Regions from separate parts of the Homo sapiens genome. Here region 1 is linked to region 2. A link is an interaction called in ENCODE POLR2A ChIA-PET data of the cell type or tissue named here. Cell type or tissue: PC-9. All regions are shown on one strand.

Evidence for each region. Peaks named below come from ENCODE experiments on the same cell type or tissue, not always from the same donor. Only the 100,000 strongest peaks of a DNase experiment are listed, where the experiment ranks them.
Region 1: POLR2A ChIA-PET joins it to region 2 with 5 read pairs; 2 of 35 experiments call an interaction of 5 or more read pairs at or near these places.

What each region holds. Positions count from the first base shown.
Region 1 is chr7:75,731,435-75,735,434 of GRCh38, forward strand. The region is part of intron 1 of HIP1 (huntingtin interacting protein 1); the gene reads right to left. Among named protein-coding and RNA genes, the nearest start is that of HIP1, 5.5 kb to the right of the region's middle. In PC-9, no CTCF peak of the experiment used is centred here; no DNase peak of the experiment used is centred here.
Region 2 is chr7:76,067,156-76,071,155 of GRCh38, forward strand. MDH2 (malate dehydrogenase 2) reads left to right here. Exons shown (of 9, transcript NM_005918.4): 9 at 1-353. Among named protein-coding and RNA genes, the nearest start is that of MDH2, 21 kb to the left of the region's middle. In PC-9, a CTCF peak has its summit at 2,169; a DNase peak (open chromatin) is centred at 2,236; H3K27ac peaks cover 575 bases.

The DNA of each region.
Region 1 (4,000 bases), 340 kb before region 2:
ATGGCGCCATTGCACTCCAGCCTGGGTGACAGAGACTCCAACTCAAAAAAAAAAAAAAAAAAAAACGCCAGCTCTGATTGTCAAGTAAATGGAAAAATGGGGTTCACGAGCAGCTCTCCTTGCAAGAAGGCACCTGCTCAGACTTCAGGCAAGGGGTGACTTCTTTGTGCACCTGCTCCAGAAGCAGAAGGGGTGGGGCGCCAGGTTCAAGGCTCAGGGTGCTACACAGCCTGGCTCTGAGCATTTGCATTCCTAAAGAACAAACCTGACACAGATGCTTCTTACCTGCAGGAAGCAGGCTTAGGGCCATCTTGGTTTTCTGAGTATAACCAGAACCAACTGAGCCACCCAAAGTCCGTGGGGTGCCAGGGGTGTGGGAACCCATCAGGACCCACGGTCACCATCTTGATTGCACATGAGAACCACCTGGGACTTTACAAAATGTCAATGATCACCCCATACCAATGAGACAGAATCCTTATGCAGGGGGCCCAGAGAAACAGTATTTTATTTTTTCAAAGAGCTCTCCAGCCAGGGTTGAGAACCGCAGATCCTTCTAGCCCAGCCCTAAAATTTTTTAGCTGCTGAACTAAGGCTGAGCATCTGCTTAAGATCATGAGCAAGAGGGCAGAAGTACCCGCAACGTAAACATGAAAAAAAGGACTTTGCCATTTGGTTGTGAAGTCCTGGCTTCTCGGTTCACTCGCTGTGTGACCTTGGACAAGTCACTTAGCCTCTCTGAGCCTGAGCTATTAAAATGAAATCATAGATATAAATCACCCAGCATGTTCCTGGTACCCAGCAGGCCCTCAATAAATATTTGTTTCTATCTCTTTCTCTCTAGGATCTAAGGCTCTTCTCAACGCAGGATGCATTAAGATCCTTTGCTCTGACGTATGCGCTATCCACCGACTTTTTTTGTTTGTTTCTGGCTTTTTTTGTGTTGTTTTTCCTTTTACAGGGTCTGGCTCTGTCACCCAGTCTGGAGTGCAGTGGTGTGATCACGGCTCACTGCCGCCTCAACTTCCTGGGCTTAAACAATCGTCCTGTCTCTGCCTGCCGAGTAGCTGGGACTACAGGCAGCACCACCATGCCCAGCTAATTATTTGATTTGATTTGATTTTTTTGTAGAGACAGGGTCTCGCTATGTTGCCCAGGCTGGTCTCGAACTCCTGGGCTCAAGCCATCCTCCCGCCTCAGCCTCCCAAAATGCTGGGATGATAAACATGAGCCACTGCGCCCGGCTCACCCAAAGAGATTTTGACTCTCTAAAGGTTTGTTCCCCACTCTGTGTCTTTTCCTCTAATCCCAGAACTCACCTACTACAGAGCACTGTTGCTCAAACATCAGCGTACACAGAGTACCCAGGGCTGTGGTGAACACGACAAGTCCTGATTCAGTAGTTCTGGGTGGTGCCCAACATCCTAATGGCCCTGGTGATGCTGGTGTTTCGGGGCCTGACCACATCAGAGCCCCAAGGCTTGTCCAGGAGCCCCGCAGTGGCCAGTCTGCCTCCCTGCTGACTCACGAGCCCCCCAGAGCCGGTCTCTTTATCTTACTCATCTCTGTGTCTCCTCCACGGTATGTGCTCACTAAACGGATGTTGAAGAAATAAACAAACCATGGAGAAAACCATTTTCCAGCTAAGTAAAAACAGACTATTTTATTTGTCCTGTGATTGACAGCCCTCCTGGCTGATTCCAGAATTGCCCTCTTGGCTGGTGGGAGGACAGTGTGGTCGAACGGGCCTGACACTTGGAACCTGGAGTCCTGGTTTTGAATCCTGGCCCTTCCACTCACCCGTGGGATGACCCTGGGCACGTTACCAAGCTCTTTGAGTCACGATGTCCTCATCCATAAAATGAAAATGATAATGACTGACCACCGTGTGGTCCCAATGATGGCTAGAAACATGCTTTATAAACTGTAAAGTACTCCTGATAAGGTCTCCTTATTACGGCTGGGTTTTCTTTTCTTTTCCTTTCTTTTCTTTTTCTTTTTTTTTTTTTTTTGAGGGCAGGCAGTACTTTTCACTTCCCTAAAGCTTGAAAGTGGCTTGTGATGGATTGGGTGGGGAACACACCAAGGGTCTGGTTGGAGATGGGTGCAGTGGCTGGGCCATGAGGCAGGTCAGTGGTGCCTCCTCTGGCAGTGACAGTGGCCAGGTGAAATGTGAGGATGGTGCAGGAGAGTTGAGGAGGCAAGGCTTCCTGGAGGAGGCTGGCAGGAGTAGGTATGCAAGGCTGGTCTGAGGGTATAGACGCCAGGACAGAAGAAGGCAGGCAGAGCAGTGAGAGTCTTTTGATGGGCATGTGGCCAGGCTCTAGACTGGGTATGCGGGAGGCAAGGCTAGACCAACAGCGACCCTGGAGCATTATAAGAAAACAAGTAATTATAGGCCGGGCACGGCGGCTCACACCTGTAATCCCAACACTTTGGGAAGCCAAGGCGGGAGGACTGCTTGAGCCCAGGAGTTCAAGACCAGCCTGGGCAACACAGCAAGACCCCATCTCTACAAAAAAAATTCTAGGCCAGGAACGATGGCTTATACCTGTAATCCCAGCACTTTGGGAGGCTGAGGCAGGCGGCTCACCTGAGGTCAGGAGTTCGAGGCCAGCCTGGTCAACAAGTGAGACCCTGTCTCTACTAAAAATACAAAAAATTAGCCGGGCGTGGTGGCGCTCGCCTGTAATCCCAGCTACTCGAGAGGCCGAGGCAGGAGAATCACTTGAACCCAGGAGGCGAAGGTTGTAGTGAACCGAGATGGCGCCACTGCACTCCAGCCTGAGCAACAGAGTGAGACTCTGTCTCAAATAAATAAATAAATAAATAAATAAATAAATAAATAAATAAATTTTAAAGATCAGCTAAGCATGGTGGCATGCTCCTGTAGTCCCAGCACTCAGGAGGCTAAGGCAGGAGGATCACTTGAGCCCAGGAGTCCCAGGCAAAACTGAGCTATGATGGTGCCACTGCACTCCAGACTGGACAATAGAGCGAGACCATCTCTTACATAAAAATAAATAAAGTAATTATTAATATATCCTGTGGCCCAGGGCTGAACTACCCACCTAGGCCCAGGGTTCCCTTGCTGACCCCATTCACCACTAACCATGAGCTTCAGGATGCAGGCAAGAGCAAGACACAGACCTGCCCTCAATAAGCTCAGTGTTCAATGGGGGCCACAGAGAGAAATGATGCCAGCACAAGGTCACAGGAACTAGGAGAGGTCACCAGCCCTGCTATAGTTCAGAGGAGGGAGTGGCCAATTTTGCCTCTCTGTCTACCCCAGCCAATGAGTCTCCACTGCACCCGCTGGGAAGTTTATCTGCCTAGTCTAGATGTCTCTTTATTTATGTTCTTCTGTCACTGGAATGCCCCATCCCCTCCTCCACCCAGCAAGCACTAACTCATGCTACAAGATGTGCTTCAGTCCTCGGGGAGGGCTCCCAACCCCAAAGCCTGTGCTTTATCCACGTGCTCTTGGTAATTATCCCATTACCTAGTACCACATCTATCCCTCTAAGGAAGAGTTAATCACAGCCTGCTTGATTGCTCACACTTCTGCTGTCTCGGGTTCGTCTCCCCAGTCAGATTATAACAATAATCACTGAACTAGTGCTCCACAGTTTACAAAATGCCTTCAGGCATATTGGGCTTAATTGAATCCCCACAATAAATCAGCCAGGTAAGTATTATGTTTATTTGACAATAAGGAAACCGAGGCTTAGAAAGGTTAGACAACTTCCCAGAGACCACAAGGCCCATGTACATGCCCAGCTGTAAGCCTCAAATGCCTTCTAACTCCAATGCCAGCATCTGCTCAGTACTCAGAGGCTGCCTGAGGCAGTGGGTAAAGGTTGAGACCGTTTCCAGCTGTGTGACTTCTGGTGAGTTACTTAACCTCTCTGTGCCTCAATCGTCCTGAGAGTAAAATGTGGCTGATACCCACCTCATCCGTTCTTGTCAAGATTTAAAAAGGTAATACAATGATGTCCTT
Region 2 (4,000 bases):
TTCTTGTTGTACTGAGGAGTGCGGAATTAAAGAGATTTGACTCCCTTTAGTATTGGGGGCAGTCCGTTCCCCAGACACTGTGGCCTCTGAAGTGGAAACTGAAAGCTGCATACCTGGGAAAGAACTTTCTAGGAATAGGCAATGGCCTTCAGTGGAAGAGGGAGGGCTGGAGGTGTGCCCAGTACTTGGATGTTCATCTGTCCACAACAGCTTTTTGTTTTTTTAAAAAAGCTAAAATGGAAATGGATTTTATCATAAAGGATGACATCGTTTTCTTCTACAATTAATACATGTTCATTGTATAAAACCCAAAAAGCAGCTAAAAAATAAAGCGGGAAAGGAACTACTGGTAATACTTGTCCTCTCTTGCATATTTCATAGGTTGAGAGAATGAAGCCTGCTCTGCAGGTTATCTGCTACTGTAACAATCCCAGCCCTCTCCACTCTGGTGGCTTTTAGGCTATTTCTGTTCCTATCTCCCGACGCTGGGGGTTGACAGGACTCAGCTGGGTGGTTACATGCCCACAGCTCCCACTGCAGTCACTGGAGGCTTGGCTGGACTGGAGCACGCGAGGCTGGTGTTTGGGAGATGCCCGGACAGCTGGCCTTTTCCCCGAGGTCTTGGGCCTCTCATTCTTCACAACGCATCTACAGCAAGGTCCATATGTTTGTTGAATGACTCAGTTCCCACAAGCAAAAGCAGAAGCTGCCAGGCTCTAAGGCTTGGGCTGAGAACTGGCCCAGCTTCGCTTGCGCTGCATTCTCTAGGTTAGAGTAAGTTACAAGGCCCCCAATGACATGGGCAGGAACCACACAAGGGTGTGGCTGCGGGAGACCTGACTCTGATGGCCATTTATGGAGATGAGCTGCCCCCCACTTCTTTCACTGTGTGTATTTGCCCTTGTCACTTTTCTAAATTTTTCTTTAGAGACAGGGTCTCTGTCGCACAGGCTGGAGTGCAGTGGTGTGATCATGGCTCACTGCAGCCTCCAACCCCTGGGCTCAAGCGATCCTCCCACCTCAGCCTCCCCAGTAGCTGGGACTATGGGTGCCTGCCACCACGCCCGGCTAATTTTATAATTTTTTGTAGAGACCGGGGTGGGGGTGACCGGGCGCGGTGGCTCACGCCTGTAATCCCAGCACTTTGGGAGGCCGAGGCAGGCAGATCACGAGGTCAGGAGATCGAGACCATCCTGGCTAACACGGTGAAACCCCTTCTCTACTAAAAATACAAAAAATTAGCTGGGCGTGGTGGCGGGTGCCTATAGTCCCACCTCCTCAGGAGGCTGAGGCAGGAGAATGGCATGAACCTGGGGGGCGAAGCTTGCAGTGAGCCAAGATTGCACCACTGCACTCCAGCCTGGGCGACAGAGCCAGACTCCGTCTCAAAAAAAAAAAAAAAAACAAGATATCAGGGTGGGAGGACTTGCTCTGTTGCCCAGGCTGGTCCTCCTGGCCTCAATCAATCCTCCCACCTCGGCCTCCCAAAGTGTTGGGATTACACGCATGAGCCACTGTGCCCTGCCATTCTTTTCACAGCTGGATAACCTTGAGGGTGGATAATTCGGTGTTTTTGTTTTTCACTGCTGTAGAGAGCAGAACTCTGAGCGTGGTACTTTAGCATTGTTTCCTCCTGGTGGTTCTATATGCAGAGCACTATGCTGGCTGTATTTGGGGTACATTTGCCATTTTATGGGATCCTTGCAACAACCCTGACAGGACCTGGGACTCAAGCTAAGTCAGGTTGTGTCTTGGTTGAGGGTGGTCACTACCTCTCTCCATAAACCAGGGGCTACCCCTTAAGAACCTCCCAGAGAGTTCACTCAGGATACTCCCACTAAGGTGGGAGGACTGCTTGAGCCCAGGAGCTTGAGGTTGCTGTGAGCTGTGACTGTGCCACTACACTCCAGCCTGGGAGACAGAGAGAGACCTGTCCCAAAAAAAAAAAAAAAAAAAAAAAAAAGCGCATTTCTGGTTCCATCTCAGAAATTCAGCTCTAGCATCCTAAAGGGAGGACCTGGAATGTAGAATATCCTAGATTCTTTCAGATGATGATGAAGGGGCCTGGAGATACTGGCCGTCCCTGGGCTATTCACCCTCTAGCTCCTGCCTTCCAGGGCTAAAGACGAGTCAGGTACTGAGAATCCACAAGACAAACACAGAGGAAGTACCGTGGGACTCCAGAGGAGGGCAAGGTTACTTCATGTCTTGGCAGAGCATCAAGGAGGACTTCCCCTATCAAGATCTCTAGGAGGAGGGAAAAGGAGGAGGAGGAGATGGCATACGCTCTGGCTCTGCAGGCTGGGCAGGATTTCAACCAGCAGGGAGGGTGGGATGGGCGTCATAGGCAGCTGCCGGAGCAGACAGGCTGAAGAGCTTGTGGATGGCAGGAACAGGGCGTCCCAGGAGCTGAGCAGGATGGTGACACGGTGGCCAAGGCTGCTCACACTCCACCAAGGACGGGTTGGCAGGGGGGTCCCTGGAGCCTGCTGCTGGGCCCAGATTCTGATTTTTTTAATTTAAATTTTTATTTTATTTTGAGACGGAGTCTTGCTCTGTCGCCCAAGCTGGAGTGCAGTGGTGTGATCTCGGCTCACTGCAACCTCTCTGGCCCAGGTTCAAGCAGTTCTGCCTCAGCCTCCCAAGTAGATGGGACTACATGCACGCCACTACCACAGCCAGATAATTTTTGTATAGTAGATGGGGTTTCTCCATGTTGGTCAAGCTGGTCTCAAACTCCTAACCTCAAGTAATCTGCCCGCCTTGCCCTCCCAAAGTGCTGGGATTACAGGCGTGAGCCACCGCACCCGGCCCAGATTCTGCATTTTCTAGTCAGCTTCCCAGCAATGCCTGAGCTGCAGGTGCACACGAACTAGGAGTGACGTGAAGGCAGGGACCACTCGGATGCTAAAGACCAGAGATGGGGTGGTGGTGAGTAGGAGGGGGGATGATAGGGACATGGAGGAGAAACAGCATCTCCCAGCACCATTTCTGCCACCCAGAACTCCATCAGGAAGTTGTCAGTGTGGATGAAACTCACCACACGTCTACTTCCAAGCTCCAATTATCCGTCCTCCCATCCTTCTGGCCACCTCCTCACACAGAACTCCTGTCCTCCTCTGTGAGGAAAAAAAGACCAGTGGCTGCATGTATGGTGTTAAGGACCAAAATGATGTGGCCAAGGCCTTTGCCACGGGAAGCCAAGAACCAGTCTTTGTTTTTTGTTTTGTTGAGACGGAGTCTCGCTTTGTCGCCCAGGCTGGAGCGCAGTGGCAAGCTCTCGGCTCACTGCAACCTCTGTGTTATGAGTAAAATGTTTATTCAGAAACAAAATGCTTCTTCCCCAGTACTGCAAGGAAAAATCAGCATTTAGACAAAGAAGTTTTCTCAGTAAGGTAATTTTACTTTCTGGAGAAAAGAGGGAAGCAATTTTTATCCTTTATGCAGCTTGTCCTTGCTACTGTGTGTTGTCTCCATTGACTGGAGCTAGAAATTACAATTTAAACTGAACCTGATTGGCTAACAACTTAAAACACTGCTAAATAGGTAAAACTAATGGAGAATAAAGAAAAAGAGGAAGTTGCTTATGAAAAGACATAGAAAAGTTATAACATTTCCTGCCGGACGCGGTGGCTCACACCTGTAATCCCAGCAGTTTGGGAGGCTGAGGTGGGCGGATCACGAGGTCAGGAGATCGAGGCCATCCTGGCTAACACGGTGAAACCGTGTCTCTACTAAAAAAATACAAAAAATTAGCTGGGCATGGTGGCACACGCCTGTAGTCCCAGCTACTTGGGAGGGTGAGGCAGGTGAATCGCTTGAACCTGGGAGGCAGAGGTTGCAGGGAGCTGAGACTGTGCCACTGCACCCCAGCCTGGGCAACAGAGTGAGAGACTGTCAAAAAAAAAAAAAAAAGGACATTCCAAAATAAGGAACGCAGCAAGCTAAGACATCCCTGTGAGCACAGCCAGCAAACATACCTTGGTTTAAGTACAAGAAC